3 separate regions of the Mus musculus genome follow, and all the other regions are linked to region 3. Evidence: chromatin loops called from intact Hi-C (ENCODE). Cell type or tissue: heart. All regions are shown on one strand. Region 1 has its middle 54 kb from the start of A530006G24Rik. Region 2 has its middle 27 kb from the start of A530006G24Rik. Region 3 holds the start of Gm39956 (a long non-coding RNA gene).

What was found. Peaks named below come from ENCODE experiments on the same cell type or tissue, not always from the same donor. Only the 100,000 strongest peaks of a DNase experiment are listed, where the experiment ranks them.
Region 1: a loop joins it to region 3, with 2.2 times the contacts of the local background. A loop is called at or near these places in 6 of 42 quality-filtered maps.
Region 2: it touches region 3 in a loop (14-fold over the local background); 9 of 42 quality-filtered maps call a loop at or near these places.

The regions. Positions count from the first base shown.
Region 1 is chr2:147,652,657-147,660,656 of GRCm38, forward strand. No RefSeq gene overlaps it. Among named protein-coding and RNA genes, the nearest start is that of A530006G24Rik, 54 kb to the right of the region's middle. In heart, a CTCF peak has its summit at 4,203 (motif pointing left); no DNase peak of the experiment used is centred here.
Region 2 is chr2:147,734,019-147,742,018 of GRCm38, forward strand. No RefSeq gene overlaps it. Among named protein-coding and RNA genes, the nearest start is that of A530006G24Rik, 27 kb to the left of the region's middle. In heart, a CTCF peak has its summit at 4,483 (motif pointing left); no DNase peak of the experiment used is centred here; H3K27me3 peaks cover 463 bases.
Region 3 is chr2:147,428,381-147,436,380 of GRCm38, forward strand. Gm39956 (a long non-coding RNA gene) reads right to left here and starts at 3,019. Exons shown (of 3, transcript XR_866810.1): 1 at 2,993-3,019; 2 at 1,094-1,345. Gm35479 (a long non-coding RNA gene) reads left to right here and starts at 3,384. Exons shown (of 4, transcript XR_375067.1): 1 at 3,384-3,440; 2 at 6,922-7,204. In heart, a CTCF peak has its summit at 4,948 (motif pointing right); no DNase peak of the experiment used is centred here.

The DNA of each region.
Region 1 (8,000 bases), 220 kb after region 3:
TTTTTAAGTGCATATATCTGTGTACCATATGAATATCTTATACAGAAGAAGGCCAGCAGATGGCATAATGTCCCTTGGAACTGGAAATACAGATGGTTGGTGCTGGGAACTGAGCTCAGATCCTTAGCAAGTATGGTAAGCAGTCATAACTACCGAGTCATCTCTCCAGCTCTATATTTCAGATTTTACTGGCAACATCTAGTAATTGTTGCTGTTTTTCTCATGCCCTGCCTTAGGCCAGTATGATGTTCCTGTCTGCATTCATGTCTATATATCCTTGGCCTTTATCATGTCATGTTTGCTTGGATTCTTTAGAATCCCAGGTCTTTTCTCTAACTCATCCATGGTCTTAAGCCATTTTGCAGCCATTGTTAATTCTTCTAATTAGTGCCAGGCCAATGGACTTGAGAAAACATTACATATTGCTAGCTCCCACCTGGAAATCAAGGCCTAGAAAAGGTTCCTGTGTGTTCTTCAATCTTTCTTTACTTTTCTTTTCAAGTGCCAGAAAGTTCTATATATATGTGTGCTAAGCAAACCATGTCACTTCTTCTCACTAAACAACACTGAACTCAAATATGTGCTATTAGACAAACTCCCCAACTTCCTTGATGTCTCTTGTGTTACACACGTGTAATGTGTATTTCATCCCTTAAGTTTGATTCTCATGCTGAATTTGTGCTTCTTTCAGCAAAATGTAGTCTAGGATAGCCAAAAACTGCTTAACAGATCACTAAGAGAGAGGTTGCTAACAATTCTAAGACATACACTCTACAAGATGGAAAGTAGTGTTGTATTGGTTTGAGTGGAGCAAGTTAGAAGCCAAGCTTGAAGCAAATGAGTAGGACAGGTGTGTGTGTGTGTGTGTGTGTGTGTGTGTGTGTGTGTGTGTGTGTGTGTGCTCTCGCGTTATGCGTATGCATACTTTAGGAGTTAGGGTGGAGAATAAAAATGAATTAGCAGTTCATGGTAAAAAAAAAAAGTATGATGACTTTTCAGGCATAGACCTGAGTCATACTTGATGAAGTCTTTCAGTTTAACAGCCTGTCTGATCCAAGCAACTCATCCATTGCTGTGTTTGGGAGGCATCTGCCAAGTTCCAGTCTTGAAAAGTAGGTCCCCAGTGAAGTAGGGTTCAAAGATGAGATATTTGGGAGGTGATTGGTTAGGAAAGTTCTGCCCTCTTGAGCAGATTAGCCCACAGGCTACTAGATTAATTGATAGATAGCATCAGCGTGGCTTTTCTATTAAAGACATTTTGTCTACTATGCTTACTCTCCTTGTCTTGGGATACCTTCTTTTAGGTTATGATGTGGCAAGATGGCTCACACTAAATGCAACTTCCAGGACTTTAGAAAATATTTTCCCTCTAGAAACAACTCTGTGATTACTCATTTTATTAGTGGCAGAGGAATCAAACAGGCAGCACCAAGATCAAGAGTTGTAGAGAGACCATTTGGGCAGTGACTGTTTATTGTAATTGCAACTTAGGGAGCAGCAGACAATGGGCAAGAATGCCATGTGTGAGTATCATCCTCCCTGAGTCTGTGAATGAAGACCATCATCCCTACCTGACAACTTGTTCTTTCTCCGTCATCCTTAACTAATCTACCTCTAAAGTAACAGGGATGCTTCATCACTTAACCCATGGGAAGCTGGTGCTAGAGAAGGTGGCCAGGGTACACCCACCATAAAGTAGGACGCCTCCTGTTCGTGACAGTATGCAGGCCTTTGTCTCCCACTTTGGGCTGACTTCAATTTGCTCTAGTGGTATAAGGCTGATAGCTCACTGCAAAGCTCAAAAGACCAAGAAAACATTTATTTGAAGATTAGCAGGAGACGCCTTCCTCTAGCTTTCTAATATACAGGGTCAGGAAAGTTACAGGCTTCTAAACACCTCAAACCAGAAATAGGAAAATACAGCTGAGGTGAGGGATGTGTGGGTAAGTGTAGGGGGTGATGACTTCCATTTCCGATGCAAAGCTGATTGCTTCAAAAGACACCCCCCTCTCTCCACTACAGAGCAGCCGAGAGAGTCGGGTGGGTAAAGTCTGCAATCATTGACCATTTTGTATTTGTTCATAGTGTGACCCATACTTTGTCACTGCAGGGAGTACCCAGTAGGCTTGTCTAGCACACCTGTATTAAAGAGCTGTGCAGACTCAATGAGTGACCTACCTGGGTCTCAGGTATTTCTAACTGAGAAACCTTAGCATCTAGACAACTGTATTAATACAATACTGTTAATCCATATAATCGTGAATTGTCTGGGTTTAAATGTTTGGGTTAATATTGCATGTACGTATTTATGTGTATGTAATATTTTATGATATTTCAGATTTTTGGTCATGAAACATTTGCAATACGTTCTATGACTTCATGGCACTTGACCTCAAATCTCATGCATTTCTCCTGTGCACAAAGCAAAGCAAATGGGTGGAGTCTTGCACTGAAGTGTTCGGTCAAACACAGGTAAGTTGTCATACTTCTGTTGTTTTTTCATTTCATTTCTCCCAAAGTTATATGAGACAGTACTTGAGTGATGATTTTCATGTTGGTAGGTCCTTGGCTCTTGCCTCCTAAACATGCTCTCCTGGTTAAATGAACATATGTATGCTGGCTATTGGAGATGAATAACAAACATACTTGAGGAGCAAGAGATGGCAGAGTAAATGACATCATCACACCAAACTACCCTGCTTTAGAACTGGTCCTGCAGACAGTTCTGACTTGGAGAGGGAGAATCACAGAGGGAAGCAGGAAGTCACTCGGAGCCGTTCCTGAACTGTGAAAAGATTGATGAAGAAGCTGTGCTCAATGGCAAAGGCTAGGCATGTTTCAGCAGCTGAGAGAAGTGAATGGGGGTAGGGAACCTCTTATTTTTACATGGTTTCAATATAAAGAAAACATGTGGTACGTACAAAAACATTTTTACCGAATAAGTTGATGGCACTTCTTTATTACCCATGTTTTCTCTGGATCCCTTAGGATGTACTTCACAAAACTTGCACTATTCTCTTGTAACTATAGGACCATTGTTGATAGGAACCCACTTTTGTATTCTTTATTATAAAGACACAGGTGAATGCCATGTTGTAATGAGGAATCAGTACGTACATATTTCTTACTTAGCATGTGCATACTGTTAATGGCTTAAACATCCTGGGTTAACACCCCCTCCTAGACTAGATGCCCATAGAGGATAAAAGGTTGATATGGGAAGACCTTAACTCAACTCAATGGTTCAATCAATTTCTGAGCTCAGACACCCAGGGATTAAGTGAATGGGTACTAAGGGAAGACAGGCATCACAAGTTTCAGAAAGACAGTTCACCAGCTGACCAGAGGAGCCATACTCCCATATGATGTCTTTGTTTACCCCTTCTGTGTACATGATATGCTGACTGGAGATGTAATGAAGCTAGATTTTTAGGATCTCAATCCACTGTCTTCTCAGATTGTCAGATCTTTGAATAAGTGCAGCTTTACAGATTCAATTCCTGTCTCTTCTCATTGACATCTGCAAGTGACAGGCAGCAACGAGTTCTGTATTCATTTACACTACAAGAGTCAGGAAATTAGACATTGTCTAACCTCTAGCTTTCATGCAGATACTGTGATGGGCTCCAGTAATATTCTCTATTGCAGAATTGTTTCCCTAGTCCAGCATCCAATCAAAGATCAGGCACAAGCATTGAATCATCATGCTTATTCAGTGTCATTTACTCTGATTAGAGCCCAACCATGACTCAATCTTCTCAAATGGGATGCTTTTTAGCAATGCCAACCAGTTATAGTAGGGTGTTTCCTTTAAGTTTTTCTGATGTTCAATGTTATCTTCAGGCCAAGCAATTTTGGCAAAACAACAACAACAACAACAAACAAACAAACAAAACAAAACAAACCAAACCAAACCAAACCAAACCAAACCAAACCAAACCAAACCAAACCAAACCAAACCAAACCAAACCAAACCAGCCCAGCACATGAGGTAGGGTGTGTCCCAAGCACCAATCCAGAAAGGCAGTTTGTCCCAGTCAGGGTGAAAGTAATTTTCCACTTGGTTAAGTATTTTGGTTGTTGTTATTATTTTTTTTTCTGTTTTAAACCCTGCACCCTTGAATTCAGTTGGCTGTGTGCTAATAGTTACTGATTACTCCTCCTTTCTGACTTCACTGTAAAGACAGCCTCACTGCAACAGTGCCACCTACTGAAACAGGGAGTGATGCTCTCTTACTGAGATGCTTATCTTGATGCTTTCCAAACACCATGTAACTTACAGTTAATGCTAATCTTCCCAGACACCTGGCTAGTAAAAAGGTGAAGGCTCGGGTCAAGTCTTTAGGGAAGAGCATTAGGGGAAACATGATGTGGCAATCAAATGTGAAAAAGGAGCTTCTAGCACAGTTCTGGGAATCTACCACGCCCTTTGAAAAGTCAGTGATATGAGATTCTCTCCCTCTCCCTCTCCCTCTCCCTCTCCCTCTCCCTCTCCCTCTCCCTCTCCCTCTCCCTCTCCCTCTCCCTCTCCCTCTCCCTCTCCCTCTCCCTCTCCCTCTCCCTCTCCCTCTCCCTCTCCCTCTCCCTCTCCCTTTCTCTCTCCCTCTCCTCAAAAATAAAGTGTTTGATGGGGTGAGTAGAAATGGGGGTGCTCTCAGAACTGAACCTTGCTAGCACTACCCAACCAAGACCCCACTGTGTTTCTTCTTTTCATCTTTGCAATGTGGATCCTTATAAACTTTAACTTGTTCCAGCGTTTGCCTCATTGTTTGTCTGGAAATAATAAGAGCGGTTGGTCTCGCTCTCTAATTTGAGAGAAAATATGGCATTCCCCTCCCACCATGGAGAACTGTGGGATGCTCTCTATCATAGTCCCATCATGCTGGTTGGCCGACTCTGCTGCTCCTTCAAACAACTGTTTGATCTTCTCATTACTAATCAGACTCTTGAACCTGAAACTCACAGAGGAGAAATGGGCCAGATCTAGCCTGATTATTTTGCTTGTTTATTGGCTTCTGTAAATGTAGTATTTCTATATTAAAAAAAAAAGTCTTGAATGATGGTGGTCAAATTTAGACCAAGTTGTTCTCCTTTTGGTATTAACTATGAAGAAACCAGCAAAATAGATTATCAGATAAAGCCACGTGCTGCACAAATATATATATATATATGTGTGTGTGTGTGTGTGAATATATATACATGTATATATGTATATATATTCACAAATGCGATGGAAAACAGCCCAAAATTAGCACCACCACCCCCAACTGCTAACACAGGTAAATTAAATCTTTGGTGTGACAAATGTTACTTTATTATGATTACTAAAGCTCATTTCTAGGAATTTGAGTCAGAGAATAGACTAGAGTGATTGGTAGAATGGAGTTTCAGGAAAGATGTGTAACTAAAGTACATAGCCTATAAGCATCTTTAGATTTCTGAGAGTCAATGATGTGTAGTAACCTTCAGCATCTAATCCACAGCTTGATCTAGTCTATGAACACCATCTGAAACTTTAAAATTAAAGTGGTACAACGGCATAGATCAGGGGCTAAAGGAGCCTGCAGCCAAGCCTTGTAATACCAGCTAGAGCCCTGAGACCCACGAGGTCATGGAAGGGGAATGCACTCCTGTTAGCTGTCCTCTAGTCCTCTAGTTTCCATATACACACTGCTATACATGCATGCCCACAAACACACACACACACACACACACACACACACACACACACAAATACATGAGATACTTCTAACTAAAAAATGATTTTATTAAAATTAATAGTTTTTAGAAGGAAGTAAGTTTTCATCCAGTTTTAAACTTAATGTCAAATGTTGATATTTGATTTGTTAGCCCTGAAAGTTATGGGACACTCAGAAGAAACTCATTTATCAACAAAAGGGTGACCTACTTAGAGGCAACCTTGGATTAGAAGTGTTTAGTGCTAAGTCCATGGTGTGATTCGCTAAATGTTTATGCACAATCCCCGTGTGATATAATTCTGTGTGCAGAATTACCTGGGCTCTCTGGAGTTGGATATCTGTATTAGCACATTGTAGCCCATGGAGAAATCCACAATGAGGGGGAAAGTAACCTGTTTCTGAACATTTGGGGTTGCATTAGGTTTTGTCATGTGAAATCATTATTTGTCTGTTTTGTGGTCAAAATGCTTATCAAAAATTTCAGCTTCATTGAGACTGGTGAGAAGTAGTAGAGAAAGAAGCAAGGCATAAGTTACCATTTATGCATTTCTCCACAATGGTAACATTTCACAAAACTAAAGTACATATTGGTTTTAAGTGGCCCAATCTAATATATTAGAGCTGTTTGGCAAAACTACAAGTTTGCTGGATAATCCTAAACTCATAAAACAGAGTAAGTCTGATGACATTGAGACATGGACCATTACCATATGCATTTGGTTTCATGCTGTGAGAGAGGAGGGGAGTCAGGGAGAGCCAGCAGTAAGAGAACTGGGATGATGGCTACAGTTTAAGGAATGCCAGAGGGTCAACTATGGGAAGTGCACTGGGACCTCATTGGGGATGCAAAGTGCTGACACAGGCATAACTTCAAGGTCAGAGAGAGCAACAGAGGATAAGCTAATCTAAGTGAGTAAAGGCAGCCCACAACCATGTCCGTGTGGGCTGCCCTGCTCCTAAGTTGAGGGGAAGCTGCTCATGGAGGTGGGGAAATTGTTGGGTCCACAAAGTTGGGGGGCACGGAGTGATGAGAATGAAGGAGACAGAAAAACATTTACCGTGTGAAAAGAAAGAAGAATGGATGAGAGCATTCGGCAGACATAAACGGGAAGAAACACGCTGTAAATTTCTCTGGGAGCTTACATGTGTTAGGGCAGTGCCATTTGGACTCTAGTGTGCTTCCATTTCATGCAGAATGCTGAAATTTTAAAGAAATGAAATCAGGGTTGGTCTTGTTGAAATTGAGGATGAAGTCATTTTCAAATTCACCCTTCAAAACTTGGAGATTCCACGAATAGATTAGAAAATAAGAAAAATTCACCATAGAATTTTTTTTAAAAGAAGGCAAAATAAATATTCCAATGGTTCTCAAATAATTCTGTTCTTTGACAAATATGAGGTTGGAACAGGTTCCATCAAGTCCAAAGACAAAATGGACTGTAAAGGAGACAGACAGATTCCTTTGAACATAATACCTGTGACAATTGTCCAGCTTCCAGCGAGCAGCATAGGGGGCCACAATGGCCATGTGCATATCCCGAGAAACCAGTGGATGCACTGCCCTAAACAGAGTTAACTGGAGGAATAATGATGTTCTGATCAGGACCAAAAAGACGGTCATTCCTTGCACTGGACGGCTGACTACATGTGGAGCAGAGTATTTCAGAAGCAGGGACAAAGGAAAGAGAACACAGGTGAAGGACAACAGAAGGGAATGGCCACTGAGCTAATTGGCTATGAAGACATGCTGTGATGGTTTACAGAAATGCACGTGCGGTGGACTTAAGCAAATGAGAATGAGACAGTTGAGGCAGAGCATGAGATCTGGCCTGTGATCATCCCACTACTCTGAGTGTTATCAGGGGCAGTTTATAGTTGTTTAGGTTGAAAACTTTAACTTGTACCATCACCCGTGTTACTTCAGCAGTATTCCAATACTCAGAACCCTGATATCCTGCTCCACCTGAAGAAGCATTGGGTGTTCTATATGTAATAATTCCAACATAAACGTTTATCAAATAAGAGAACTTAGAAAACACAAGCCATGTTTCTCAGACTGTATTCCACAGGCTGTCCAGCTCCCTCATTCTCCTCCCATTACCTCTGTGTTCCTTCCTTCCTTTACCCCATTCATTTATTCCTTCTATTCTTCTCAACCTCCTCTCTTTATCAGCATCTTCTTTCCTTCTTTCAACACATTCTTATTAAACACTGCCTTCTACATGCCTCGTGTGCAGTGTGGAGTAAGGACAGACATGGAGCTTACCCTAGTGGAGCTTGAGGAAAAGCTAGATGTTGTCA
Region 2 (8,000 bases), 310 kb after region 3:
CTTGACGTTTACAGACAGCCACACCTTTTGCTATAATCCATCGTGTGTGTGTGTGTGTGTGTGTGTGTGTATGTGTGTGTGTGTGTGTGTGTGTGTGTGTGTGGTACCAGAGTGCCCTCAGAGAGGTTCTGGAAACTGAATTGGTCTCTGAAAGAGCAACAAGTGCTCTTAACCACTGTGCCTTCTGTCAAGCTCCCTGCTCCAACAATGTCTGAAGGAACACTGGCCCTGCAGAGCTTCCTGTAATTCTTTCTTTGTCAACTTGGCAGGCAGTTGTGCTTGTGCACATAGACATACCAGGAAGAGTACTGGACACAGAGGATTAGCTGATCCACCTGAGGTTGTCCACAGCACTGGACGCAGGCCCTCTCTCCCCAGAAGGCCCTAGCATCCCTGAGGGACACTGTTCCCTACTGAGTCTTCTTTGATCTTATCTGAGGACCAAAGGTGCTTTAATAAAAGAAATCACTCTTTTGCTAATTTGGCTTTTCTGTCCAAAAACATGAGTAGTTTGAACTACTTAGCATCTCCCAGCTCCTAGTACTTTAGCTTCTGGGGAGAGAGGGCCTGCGTCCAGTGCTGTGGACAACCTCAGGTGGATCAGCTAATCCTCTGTGTCCAGTACTCTGCCTGGCTGGAAGATGTCTTTCCAAATAGGCTAGTTCCCCAGGAATATCGTCACACATTTTTCCATCAATTCTTCTCCAAGTTCAACAAGTAACAGAAGTCAAGTGTGAAGAGAAGTCCTGTCTGCAGGAACCTCACAGCTGGATCAGAGGAGGACTCTGAATGATGAAGTAGACAATGAAGAGGGGGTTGGCAATAAAGGGAGCTGGCAAAGGCTTCAGGGTAGACACTGGCATGCTGATAGATGCTCAGCAGATCACTGGGCCCCATGCACACACATGTGTGACAGAGCCCAACTTTACCACAGCTGAGATTTAGCCCTGTAGGGGAAAGGCTTTAGGGGGCAGGAATGGACTCCATAGCCAATAAGTATGCACTAAGGATCAGAGGTGGTGTCAGGGTACTACTCCCTGCACAGCTAGGGTTTTTGACTGGGACAGTGAAGGAACGACAAAAGGACAGTCACATGGCCACACATACAGAAAAGCTGGGGCCAGCTGAGTTGTGCAAAGTCTGATGGAGTGGCACCAACTGTCACCAATAACCTAGAATTATATAACTAGAAACATATAATTATTAAGCTCAGCTCAGGGGGTGGGGGCAAGCCAGTTAGCCAGTATTGGTGGAAGGTATCTGTGTGCAAGCAGTCTCAGGCTGCGAACATCCAGGAGGAAGTTGCTAATTTTTTGCATATAATGGTCAGTTATTCAGAGGAAGGCTTTGCCTTTCTAAACTTGACCCAGGTGGGGTATGGAGGCCTCTACCAATTTCCCATGGGTCTGAGACTATTTGTTGACATGGCGAGCAAGCTCATATCAAAAAATGCTATTCTCTTTAGACTTCTTCATGCATTCTCTCTAGGGTTTCTCAGCTTCCCACACCAGTTGCCATTTTTGTTCTGATACATGTCCTTTCTGTTAGCTGCAATCCCCCTTTTATATATTCACAAAACAGGACCTAGTATAAGCAGCCAGAGAAATTTTTGTCTTTGATTTCCAACATGCTGTTGGTTTGTAAGTTGCTAGGAAGTTCTTGCCTCCTTTGAAACTTATGGGTCAAATAGAAAACACCAGATAGGTCGTGTATATATAGTAAATGGATCTCTAATTCCACATTAAATTAGACCCAGAAACTGTGGTTCCATGGAACAAGTGTTAAGTGTTTTTATAGTTTTACGTGAGAAAAGTGACCATTGAGAAAAGGCTATTAACTTGATTTTATGTGACCTATTAAATGGTCTAAAACTAATATGAATGCCCTGTGTCCTCAGGAGGTAGAGCCTAAGAGACTAGCCTTCAGTAGGCCACACTTTTTGATCATGACTTGAAGGAGACCCCCACACAATCCATTACTTTCCCTCCATCAGCATGGCTCAGGCCTGGCTGGCCCCACTGCAAAGGTTCAAGCAGAAAAGCAAGAAATAATTTTATCATTCCCTTTGTGTTGAGATGAGGGTCTTGTACTGTAGCTCAGGCTAGCCTGGAACTCATTATGCAGTCCAAGCTGGCCTTGGGTTTGAGACAATCCTGCCTCAGCTTTCCAAATATAGACCGTTTTCATACCTACCTTCCACACTTCTTAAACATTGTCAACACATGAATAAGCCAAACAATTTTAAGTGAACTGTTTGTCAATATATTCCAGTAAATCACCACCAACAAAAGTCATTTGTATCTCAAATTATTTAGTCACTTTTCTAAGTGTACAACCTACAGATCTTATTCTCCCTCCCTACTTCCTATGTTAATTAATTCACTACAGCAGGAGCGTTTCTAGAACACAGTGATCCCAGTACACACAGAGAATTGCTCTAGGTAAATTCACAACTTCAGAATCCCACACTGATTCTATGCATTAGCATATTGTAGGATGTTAACAATTTCATGGGAAGTTCCGCACACTATGTGGAATGTCAAGAGTATCTCAATACAAACAAAGCCTAGTTCATATTATCAGTGCCCTGCTGACAGGCTTCCACACAACATTTGTTTGTTTTTCTCTCAAATATCATGTATAAATGACTATATATATAATAAGGCTTTATGCATTGTACTCTTCGAACAACTCCCGAATGTAGAGTGGCTGACTGTAGATCATTGACAGAGCTTTTTATTGCCTGTTTATTCTCTCTGTAGAACTAATATGCACGACCCCTCTCCATGCAACAAGCTTCAAAGGACACCCTAAAGACTCTGAGAGTAATTTGATGGGGGCTGCTGAGGTGAGGGTCTTGACATGAGCAGTGGGTGGGTATAAGACAACTCTACCCTTTCCATGAAGACATGATACGTTGTGTATGTGATACAAGGTATCCCTTGGACCACAAGCAAGCTAGGTGCTAGGCAAGAACTCTGCTATTTAGTTCCACCGTAGGTCCTAGCCATGATAAAGGTCATAGCTGCAGTAATTGCACTGATTTGATCATAACAGAATTTATCAACATATTTCATTGGCCCCCATGATTATGTACAATTACTATGCATGTCAGAAGTAATTTTTTTAAAAAGTAGAAGAAATCAATTCTAGCAATATGCCACCTCTAGGTTCTGTTGATCTTCCTCTGCCACACCTAGAGACTGCCACACCCAGGTGGATCACTTCCACCGCATTCTCTCCATGAATGAATCCCTAATGGAGAGATCTCGGGGGAGGGGAGGTTCCCAGTAGGAAAAGCAAGCTGCCCATACAGCTCCTTGGTGGATTGGCTCATACCAGGCCTGCCTAGCTCCAATACTTTCCACTTACTACAATCCATTTGTTCACTCAGTCTCTACCTGGGTGGCATCTGCCCTGGGCTCCGGGGGCCACAGCAGGAGGTCAGAATCAGTTCCAGGACTCAGGTTCCTTGTTCTCCTGCCCTAAAGAGAAAAACAAAATCAGAAGACAAATGGGGTAACATGTCAGAGGAAGTGTAAGGAAAACACAGCATCATCCAGAGAGGCAGGGAAGGAGTAGAGACCATCTGCAGGGTCCAGGAAGGCATCAGAAATGTAACACTTTATAACCTAGAGAGTCATATGTTTGACCATGAAAGGTCCATGCAGGAAGCCTAATAGAAGCACAGAGCACACCAAAGAACCCTAATATGTCTGGACTCTGAGCATTCATATCAAAGCCAGGCATGCTGATGTACATTCACAGTCCCAGCACTGGGCAGGTAAAGGTTCAAGATTCCAGGGCTCAGGACAGCCTCCACCATATTGTGAGGTTTGGGCCAGCATGGGCCATGTTCCTGAGACCCTATTTAAATACACACACACACACACACACACACACACACACACACACACACACACACACACCTCAATCAAGCAAGCAATCAATCAGTAAAAATTCAATAGAAAAGACAGATATACATATATACAACAGTATTATAGTTTACTTGTGTGCCTTCCTTTGATCTGGTTTTCCAGTTTAACGATATAGTGTGGGCACCTCGAGTTTATATACTTATATCCTCTTTTTAAAGATATTTAAAGGCGGCAGTGTCTACATCACACATAAGGTGTTTTGAAAGGTATAATGATTAAATTATGGCTTTTAGGCCAGACTACTCTCTCTCTCACCCTTTCAGATACTCTACTTTGAGACTTGGGAGGGAGTTCCTTAACTCTTGTAATGATATTCCTAGTATTTTGAATAGACCATTGGCTTTCTAAATATGCTGTCATAGAATCAAATCTGGAATCTAGCTCAGAGACGCTGGGATTTCCTCTGGGGAACCATAGTTTGCCGTAACTAATGTCATGGGTAAGACTACTAAAGGGAGCGACACAGTTTCCTGCAGAATGTTCTAGATTTCAAAACACTGCATCAGGAGCCTTCTCAGCGGCTTAACTACTGCTGACCTCTATTGGCCATATAAGGTACTGCACCAAAAACCCTTTGAAGGTTGGGAACTGGTTATTTGTGGTTCATCCAATGGCGGCTGGGAATTCCTGAGGCGTTTGAAAAGGTGCTAAATTGTCTCTTTATTAGAGAGTGGCATGGCATAGATCCAGGGCGTCATGCTTCAGATGGAACCGCTTAGTTCTTGGCTGGAGCCAATGCTGATTATTTTCGCAGATGCGTGATATTGTATATAGCACACATATACACTTTGAAAGGGCCCCATGAACTCATCTGCCAGTTAGATCAGAGCTTGTATTAATTCTGTGGCTTGAGACCCCCCACTGATTTTCAGCCAGGCATCAGCAGCTACACCCTAGATATGCCTTGGACAATCCAATGCCAAGCTGATATTGGCAGTCAGAAGTCCTTCAAGTTCAAAGGGCCAAGAAGCCCTCTTCCCACCAGAAGCCGTTTTCCCACCTTAGAGAAGTCACAGATAAGAGGCTTACAGGTAGACATGGGCGCTGAAGCCATCATCTAAACTTGGAGGAAACGAGGTAGCTATCTTAGTAACAAGAAAATGGAGTCCTGAGAAACAGCCAGTTTGTTTCCATCCATAATGTGCGTGCGTACATGCGTGCCTGCATGAGATGTGTGTTTCAGGGTGTCCCCTCTGTGGGGGTGGCCTTGTGGACTTGTGTCCAAGTGCAGCTATCAGGAATCTTCCTCAGTTACTCTTCCACCTTCTTCTTTAAGGCAAGGTCTCTTAATTAAACCAAGAGCTTGCTGACCCAATCTCACAGCCAGCTTGCTCTGAGGATCCTTGTCCCTGCTTAAATTACAGGCAAAAGGTCATACAACCTTTAAAGAATTTAAAAGGGCTGTGAAGAAACTGAGCTTCAGGAGATCTGAACTCTGGTACTCAAACTTGTGTGCCTAACACTCACCTGCTGCACCATCTCTCCAGATTCCCAAAGGAGGTGTTTTAAGTGTTATCACCACCTCTGCTGCATAGTTAAAGCAATGGTTATGCTAATTTAGCCTAGTTCGGTCATTCACACTGTATATATGTATAGAAAAGCCACGTTCTATCGCACAAAAGCAAACAATTGCTGTTTTTTTTTTCCATTAGAAATGAAACTATAAAATGTTTAAAAATTAAAATGATGTCTAGATGATTAGAATTCGGCTGACAAATCTCTGGATGGAGATGGGCATTATTCGAGGTCTAAGGGTACTGGGCATGTGAAAGATAAGCAAAGATGGCATTGCATGGAACTCCCTGGAAGGGGAGACAGGGAATTAAAAAGTGAAGCAGAAACCAGACTGAGGTTTCTGGAAACAGTACAGCCAAGAGAAATGGCTTCAGTGGAGAAAGGGGCAGACAGCGATACATTTCTATAAAACTCATTTTCATAAAACGTGATGACATTTTAGTGAAGTGAGAACTCATTTTTCTCTTCCAAAACTTGAGGCTAAGACCACCTGAATTAGTTTTCTGGGAGTTTTGGAGGTTTAAAAAGTCATTAGCACAGAGAAAGGTGGAGAGTGGATTTCACTATTTCAGCAATGCACGGCCACATTTAGACACAAGGAAGGCAAAATGAAAGACACAGTGTGGAGTTTAATATCCACCACTATCTGGTGCTGGAAAGGCCATTGCTGCAGACAAGGAGACCATGGTCTCCACTTCTTGGAGTTTGCATGGCCCTCCCAGCTGGTTTTCACTTGGTAGAGAAAGGGGCTGCCTACTATGTGCCTAAATGACTAATCTTGATACTTGAAAATGGACTTTTGGCACATGACACCAGCTGCATATGTAGCAGAGGATGGCCTTGTCAGGCACCAATGAGATGAGAGGCCCTTGGTCCTATGAAGTCTCAATAGATGCCCCAGCATAGGGGAATCCAGGGTGGGGAGGTAGGAGTGGGTGGGTGGGGGGGAACACCCTCATAGAAGCAGGGGAAGGGAGGATATGATAGGGAGTTTCAGGGAGGGAGGGAGCCAGGAAAGGAGATAACATTTGAAAAGTAAGTAAAGAAAATAAAAAAAGGAAAGGACATAGACTTTTTGTTTCTTTGTTTGGCTGGTTTTTGTTTTTGAGACAAGGTCTAGCTGTGTAGCCCAGGTTTGTCTTTACCTCAGAATTCTCCTGCTTCAGCTTCCTGAGTCCTGGGATTACAAATGGGTGTCATGACCTCTGGCTCTTATCTTTCTGGGTGCTTATATTGTTACTTTGTTTTATTTTTGATGCTGAATATTGAACCCAGGACTTCACACATGCTAGGCAAGCATGGTACAATCAAACAGCATCTCCAGCCCTTATTTGTATTTTAGACTACCTTCTATTTTCTCAATACTGGGGATTGAGCCTGAGGCCTTGCATAGCCTAAGCAAACACTCTACCACTTTGAGCTGCAACCCCAGCACTGAGATGCATTTAAACGCCGGGTACTCATGAGTACATAAATATACACATGCTGTATTTTCAGTAAGTAGTATTTACATGTAAAAACATACATATTTACTGTAGAAAATTTAGGAGATTCTTCAAAATACATAGGAACAATTAAACCACTCATTTCCTCATGATACAATGTAATATTATCAGGTAGTCTCTCAATTATTTTAATTATTTATGTCTATTTCTCTACTAGTGTCTACATCTAGAATTGGAAATTGAGTTATCCTTTGGGCTTAACAGAAGCAGTGAATTTTGCTTTAAAATCATAAAGCAATTTTACAGACTCTCATGACTCAAGTCCTCATAATAGTCTGTTGTGATTCACTAGAGTATAGCTGTTATTTAGATTGTCTCATTAATAGTTGACAAGATAGCATTATTACTTTCTTCACTTATTTTATAACTTACTAATAATTAAGAATCACCAAAGAAGGTTGAAAGATTCTGCTGGTCCCCATCATTAACGAAGACTGCAAACTCACTAATGGTCCCAAGACAAGTCAGCTGTCCTAGATTGTGTCTGTTTCTGTTTTGTTTGTTTGCTTGGTTGTTTGTTTGGGGGATTTGTTTGTGTTTTATTTAGCTGACCAAGCTGGGGAGCACAAGGTTTATATGACAGACAGGTTATAGCCCATCACTGAGGGAAGTCAGAGCAGGAACCTGAGGCAGGAACTGAAGTAGAGATTACAGAGGGGCCTGCTTACTGGCTTGCTTTCAGGATCACTGTCAATTTTTCTTATATCTTCAAGGAATATTTGCTCAGGGGTGACACCAACCGTAGTGGTATAGGCTCTTTCCCATCAATCAACAATCAAGAAAATGCCACACAGACATGGCTACAGGTCAGTCTAATAAAGGAATTTGCCTAATTGAGATTCCTTCCTCCCAAGTGATTCTAGTTTGTGTCAAGTTGACAAAACAACAACAGCAACAAAAACAGTAATCTGTATATGACCTAAAATATTATCCTCTAAGAGTCCGTTGGATGTTGAGGAAGAAACTTTCAAGTTCAGGGTCTGCACCTGGATATTCCTGCTAGCTCTGAGATTCAGAAAGCCTGTGGGCCTAACACTTAGCC
Region 3 (8,000 bases):
GAGCTCACTTTGTGGAAGGAAAGACTAACTTCTCAGAAGCAACTGTGCACGTGTGTTCAAAGAATAGAGAAGAAAATGTTAAGTTTTGTTTGTTTGTTTGTTTTTGTTTTAGACATGTAAGGGAGAACTATTTGTACTCTGAAGACACAGTCTACTGTGGCAGGTGCAGCAGAGTGACAGGAGTGTGAGGCATCTGGCTCCATCGCATCTGCAGCCTGGAAACAGGAGGCAAATGATGCGCCTCAGTCCACATCCTCTCTTGATTCATTGTGGACCCCAACCACGGAGTGGTGCCACTCATAACAAGGGCAAGTATTTCCGTTTTTGCTAACCCAATCTAAACACTCCTGCAGGACATTTTCAGAGGTTTATGTCCTGGGTAATTCCAGGTCCTGTCACAGTCACAGGGCTGTCATGTCACAGGAGCATCATGGTGGCAAGGCACTCTTTCAGCTTCTCAGAGGAGGTGGCAAGTTAACACAAACATATGTCTTGAACACTTACTCAGCCAGACATTGAAATCTCCTGTCTTTTCACAGTTCCTGAATTATTTCTTTATGTCTAACCCAGGATATAAAGAAATAATTGTGAAACAATGGGAAAAGATCTTTGTAGGCATTTAAAAATGCTATTATTTGATTGTTTTTTTCCAAACAACTTTTACATAGGTTATGGCTAAAACCAAGCTTGTCTCCTATGGGTTCATGATAGGAGTTTGGTCCTCACTGTGGTGTTATTAAGTGGTGTAATATTTAAGAAGCAGGGTTAATGCAGAGATCTATAGGTCTTCTGAAGGATGTCCTCAGAGGAGAATGTGGGACCTCAGTCTCCTCTCTGCTTTGGTCTAGAAGCTCTCCTAATCTCACAGCTATTTCCTCTATAGCACCTTTCACCCTTAGGCTCCCACCAGAACCTGAATCAGTAGACCACCAGGTCTTGGCCCATTAGCCATTAAAAGTATAGACTAATAAGTTTCCTTTTTTCAAACACAGTCCACCTTGGGTGTTTCATTTTAGCCACCATGACTAAAATGGTGGCATCCCATTTTACAGACGAGAAGACCGAGACAAGACAAGAAGTCCTAGCAACTTACTCAGAAGCTCACAGCAAGTTGACAAATGAGTAGGATTCCAATTCAGGTCAACCGAACCTCCAAGCTGTATTTTCCCCATCTCATTACTTAAGGAGAATGGAGAGGCTTCCTTAGGGGAAGGTGGTGTCTTCAAAAATTTGTCCTTAAGAATGCCCCCCTCACCTCATGCCTTTCAAATTTCATGTGTTCTTTGATGAAGCTGTGTCTTAGAGGCATTTTAATTCCCTGAACAGTTGACAAGGCACTGGCTGGCTGTAGATATTAAGAACAGCAAGAGCAACAGTTTATTACTGAATATGGAAAAAAGGTTACCATGGCAACAGACACACAGCACACTGCAAAGCCCAGTCGAGCTGTTATGACATAACCTGCTGCTTTGTTTTTGGAAGGCCTCTGGATGACCTATGCTGTTCTTTCTCTCCTGAAACAGTGGCCATCAATGGATAACCACACAAATAAGAACATTAGTGTCAGGATCATATTAGTGGACAGGTAAGTTACTGAGTCAGATATTCATTTATTACATAATCTACACTTTGTCCTCCTTTCCCCATTTAAGGGTGTCAATAACCTTTTCTGAAGGTCCAACTTCCATTTAACAGCAGGCCTCAGCTCCCAGCCTTCCCCTGGACTCTTTGAAGTCACTAGCACACCATGCACAGGAGGAAGCCATTAGCCAGGGGAACTCCCAACTTATATGGCTAACCATAAATTAGAAGGCTGGGGATGTCTGACCAGCAACTGCAAACCCACTCAAGCTGACTGTTGCTTGTTCTACCCATTGATGACAGGTCACTAAAGAATTCTCTTCAGGCAGTTCATTTCTGTTGGCAGCAACATTACTATTTGGACTTCTGAAATGACTCTGGCAGTATACAAGGCTGCCACAGACAGGCATTCTGGAATTGAAGTTTTAGTGAAATATTCTAAGTTGTTATTCTATTGGGTGGGGGTCAGGTGTATTATGGCCCCTCTGCTGTTTGTCTTTCTTTCCTTCTTTCTTTCTTTCTTTCTTTCTTTCTTTCTTTCTTTCTTTCTTTCTTTCTTTCTTTCTTTCTTTCTTTCTTTCTTTCTTTCTTTCTTTCTTTCCTTCCTTCCTTCCTTCCTTCCTTCCTTCCTTCCTTCCTTCCTTCCTTCCTTCTTTCCTTCTTTCTCTCTTTCTCTCTCTTCTCTCTCTCTCTCTCTCTCTTTCTTTCTTTCTTTCTTTCTTTCTTTCTTTCTTTCTTTCTTTCTTTCTTTCTTTCTTTCTTTCTTTCTTTCTTTCTTTCTGTGTGTATTTATAGTACAATGCCCATCGATGCCCATGTGTATTTATGACTGTATGAGCCTGTGTGCCTGTGTGCATGTGTCTGACTGCAGCCAGAGTGCACTTGGGGTATCTGCCATAAGAGCTCTCAGACAGGATCTTTCTCTAAACTGGATGTTTGATGTTCAGGCTGGATTTACAGTGGGCTCTTGGGATCTGCCTGGCTCTACTCACCATTGATCACTGGCATCTGTGGCCACACCTGAGTTTTATGTAGGTGCTGGAGATTAACATTCAGATCCTCATGCTTGCACAATGAGTGCTCTTACACACTGAACCATCTTCTCAACACCCAATATTTTTCTTGAGTCAGGAGCCTCCACAAGATCAGAATGGCAAGTGGTTTCTGAGAAGACCCATCGGGGTTGGGTCTTAAAGAAACCACAGAGAGTAGCCTGAGAGTCTGGAGGGGCCACTGAAGCATTGTTTGCCTTTGAGACAATGGCTTCACTTCTGGCAGAGCAATGTCCCACAGAATATTGATACTCAAGAAATTATTATCAGTTACCTACTACATGTCAGGCACTGTTCTCCAAACTAAGAACAACACTGAATACAACAGCAAATAAAACATAAAATATAAAAATACACACCTGTGTGAGGTTTGTATCAAAGCAGAGGGAACAGGCAATAAAATAAGTTCAAATGTGCCTAAGTTTAAGGTACAGTGACATCACAATAAAGCCATCACATGTTGAAATAGTTTAAGTTGTAAACTGGTTGACTACACTCCAGCCTATGGACCACTAATTTAGTGGCCAGACACACTGTACAGTCAGCTGTTTCCTCTGATGACATGGAAGTCATTGTTGACACTGACTGGAAGCATGGCTTACTACTTTCACCCAGAATTGATGGACAACATCCCATGGCTCTTGCTGGCCTGGGAGGAGACAACAGGAAGGTTTAATGTATAACTTTAACTGACTGTGAATCATTTTCCACCATCTGAGCATTGAAAAGCCATATAGAAACCCAGCCATCCAGGTTAGGACGGCATAGCTGTTACAAGAAGACATGAATCCTCATGAAAAGGGAGAGGTGAGAACATAGGGGCAGGGCAGGGAAGGGAAAATCCTAGGCAGGGATCACTAGGGACCACTAGTCAATGTATTGCCACGTATGGAGGTGATGTCTGAGTAAAGACACAGGAGAGAAACAGTGAAGTCTGGGGCAAAGCAAGCTTATAGAAGGGCAGTAGAGCCTGATCCTGAGGGGTGGGTGTCTTTACAGAGGCAGGAACTAGCTGTGTGGTGATTGGGCACACTCAAGATGCTGTTCCGCCCCTGAGAGTGTGAATGCCCACTAGCAGCGTCATGAGAAAAGTATTTAAAAAATACTCTTTAATAATATTTGCTGTTTAAAAAAAGAAAAAAGGGAATCTTTAAAAATTTACCTTTTAAATTTGAAAATAACACTCGTCTATATTTATATGGGGCTTATTGCAATGTTTAATCTGTATTTAAATCATGGAACTATTAAATCAACCTAACTATCACAGGTATTACCTTGCTTATTTAGCATTATTTTTGTGGTGAAAGTGACAATAAAATTGACAATGTTAGCAATTTCTATGTAGGACAGAAGTTTTCAAAGATTCTTTCTCTGCGGGCACAAAGGCTGGGACCCTTGTTGAAACTGTTTGCAGCTATCTGGCTATATAAGATGGGGAGGGTTGGAGGGAGTGACGGGAGACGATGAGAAACTGTCATGGTCTGGAAAGACACAGGCTCTTGCTGACAGACTGAATGTGAGTGTGAGGAGAGGGGCCCCAGAAGGCCTCTAAGCATTTTTCACTGGAAAATACGCAAGAGAGCAGAGCCCTTGGTTGACAGGGAAGACTGAAGTAAGGCAGGTATTTGGGGGCGCTGACAGGGACTTCACTCCGTTAGACCTCCAAGTGGAGACAGGAAGTAAGCGATGAGGAGCAGGAATTCGGGGGGTGGGGGTGGGGCTTGGGATTAAATATAGATATGGCTGGTGCTCAGACCTTGGGGCTTATGTGATTGGATCCAGGTGAAAGAATGTGGTAAGGATACCCAAGCACCTCCTTATGAGGTAAAGAAAAAGAGGAAGAATCAGTAAAAGAAGCCGTGTTAGTCCATGTGTGCATCTTTTTGATGGAATACCCGTCAGAAGCAAATTGAGGGAGGAGGGATTTATTCTGGCTCACAGTATTAGCGGGGTCAGCCCATGCTTTTGCCTCATGCGCTGGATTGCAGGAAAGTATGGTGGAAGCTGTTCACTTCTTGATGGGCAGGGAGCAGAGAGTGACAGGGGTCTGGGATAATATATCTACCAGGGTCCACCCTCAGTGACTTACTTCAGAAAGTTTCCACAGCTTCCCTAAACAGTCCTGGTAGCCAGGAATCATTATATTCTCTGTGGGGGAACCTTTCATATTCAAAACGTTAAGGAAGGAGAGAAGGTGAGAGGATCAAGGAGGAGAGGACAGAAGAGGAAAGGGGATGAGGGGAGGGTCTGGGAGGGGAGGGAAGAAAAAAGGAGGAATCAGAGCCACGGATTGAGGGATGGCCAGTAGAGGGCAGTGTTCGGGAATACAAGGGAAAGAAAGGTGAGGTTTATGTCCAAGGCTGCTGGGTCCCAAGACAGACATGAGCTTGGTCGCTAGACTGGTCCGTATGGTACAGTACCATAGAGTTCTGAGACAGTTTGGGGGAGAGCCAGAGAGGAATTGGAGCAAGCAAGATCTCTTTCTCCAGACTTGACTCAGCCAGAAGTCATTTTTCAGAGTCTCAGCTAAAATTTGCCAGGAAGAACCGGCCCCATAGATCATCTGTTGAACCAAATTGTCTAGAGACGCTCAGAGAGGGAAGTTGGCTCCTCAGGGGCTCTTCAAGAGAATGGAGAGGGCAGAGGAAAGACCTAGATGTGTGAAGAGGCCCGGCCTGGGTGCAGATGAGGGTCCACGTACTGATGTTTCTTAGCTCTAACTTCCATTAAATAGGTGGATTCTGCTCTGAGGACCTACAGCAAAGCTTTGGCCTATCATTATGATTTGCAATTCACTCTGGGGACATTTCCAGGAACAGTGAAGAGAAGTGTCTAGGAACACACGCACACACACACACACACACACACACACACACACACACACACACACACACAGTTCAGATCCCAGCCCTGCCGCCATATTCGAGCTGCGTGACACGTGGAAGATACTTAACCTCTTTGAACGTTGTCTGCAGAATTGCGGTATTGCTAATGCTTACCTCCTGAGTCCTGAACATGAACTATATTCCTAGAAATAGCACTGTCCACAATGACCTGGTGCAGCATTTTTATATTTATTTACCTATTTATTTATACTTTTTAGTGGTGAGAAAGCAAGGGACGTGAGTGGAGACTGCACTTGAAGACAAATTCCAATTTTCCCAGACCTCAAAATGCAGCTCTGCTACTCTCTCCTGCTTCTCTCTCCTGGCTGGAATGTACAGTGAGCCACAGTGCCCCAGGGGGCCACCATCGACAGTTACACAACTTAACATGGGCTGTTCTCGTGTCTTCAGTTCTGGGTCCCAGCATTTTATAAGTTATATGTGATAGTCAGCACTTTGTTACAAAATTGGTGAATGTAGATATACTTAGCATGCTCAAGGCAGGTGAGGCTAAGAAATGATATTCTGTGGGTTGGACATTGTTTTAGTTCATTTCCCACTGCTGTGATAAAACACCATGACCAGAAGCAATATGGGGAGGAAAGGGTTTATTTGGCCTGAAGGTTTAGTCCATCATTAGGGATATCAAGTCAGGAACTCAAGGCAGGAACCTGGAGGCAGGAACTGAAGCAGAGATGCTAGCGGAAGGCTACTTACTTCTTCCTCATAGGTTGATCAGCCTGCTTTTCTGATACACCCAGGACCACCCGCTCAAGGATGGGTCCTTCCATATCAATCATCAATGAAGAAAATGCCTCAGAAGTATACCTACAGACCAATCTGGTCGGGATAGTTTCTCAATTGCATGTTGGTAGGAGGTAGGCTGAAATCCCTAGTAGTCTTTAAATAAGGGAAGTGAGGTTACTGACGTGTCAGAGTGTCCATAAAAGTAAATAAACCATGAATATGCCTAGAATCCTAGCACTTGAGATAAGCAGAGTTAAATAGTAAAGAATGTTCCCAGGATCTGGACATTGGTAAAGTACTTGTCTTGTAAGCACAAAGACCCGAGTTCAATTGCCAGAATCCACATAAAGCTACAAGGTGTGGGTTTATGGTTTCAGCATTGGGAATGCAGAGACGGTTGAATTTCAGGGATTCTCTGTAAGCTAGTTTAGCCTAATTGGTCAGTCAATGAGAGACTTTTTAAAAGAAGGTGGATGGAGATCCTCAGGAAGACACCCAAGGTTGCCCTTTGACCTCCACACATATGTTCTCACACATGCATGGCCCTAAATGCTTCTCTTCACACAAATAAAAACAACCCCAGGGTGAAAAATGAACAGGTTTCAGTAACAACTATCAGTGAGAGATGGCAAATTATCACTTCCTTCTGACAACAGAGCTTGTCACTCATCCCCGTTGCCTGGAGACTCAGCGGGATCATCTGGCGGCTCAGGAGGAGATGCACAACCCACCTCTACTTTGACATTTGTTCCCTCATGGAACTTTTCAATGGAAAGAGAGTTGGGGTGACACAGGCCACACCTCACTGCAGGACTTCAATGTGCTTGTCTAGGTTGCTTTGTTTTTCTAAGCTCCATCCACTGCTCCATTAGTCTGTGACCCAGAATGGAAGCACTCGCAGCAGTGCAAAACATAAACTCAGCTTGGCGTCTAACCAAGGTAAGTCAAGCTCTCACGGACTCACGGTCCTGTGTGTGTGTGTGTTATAATTTTTTTTTTTTGCTCTTGTAATAAGTGAAAAGTCAGGACTTCTTGTTATCTACCACTGCAGCAGAGACTGGCTAATACCTTCCTTAAGGTGGAATTAATGTGGCGAAAGTTAAGTTCAGAAGGAGGCTGGAAATTGTGAGAGCATGTGAGCTTGTAAGACCAAGATCCCTCTTGTAGACTCAAAGTCATTGCTGCCAAGGGGTGGAGTAGTCTCCTAAGTAGCGCAGGTCTCTATGGCTGAGCAGCAGTCTGTGTTGAAAAGGGAGGCCAACTCTGTGTCTTGAGAGAGAAGCAGGCTGTGCAAAGACTCATCAGGCTTGGGAAAGCACAGCCTTGGTTCCTTCCAACAGTTTTATATTTAAAGTCTGGGACAATATCTTGGTGTGTCTTTGTGAGAAAATAGAAAAACAGAATGCCTTGTGGTATCTAACAGCCCAGTGTAAAATAAAGTAATGCAATGTAAAGTCATACACTGACAGGGTTTAATCATTGCTGGCTAGTTTGCTTATCAAGAAACTATAAAAAAGCAGAAGCAAGACTGAGATCCCCGTCCCCCCAAAAAAATTCTCGGAAAGGTGAGCAGCATTTCCTGAAAAAGTGGGTTTTGATGGTGCCAGTGGCTCAAGGCAGCAAGGCAGAAAGGAGGCAGATGCGAGTGTCTGCTGCTGTCTGGGATATGCTAGCATTCCTGTCTTCAGGGCTGGATCAGAGCTTTGATGGTTGGTTACCTTTTCCTTTGTGCCTT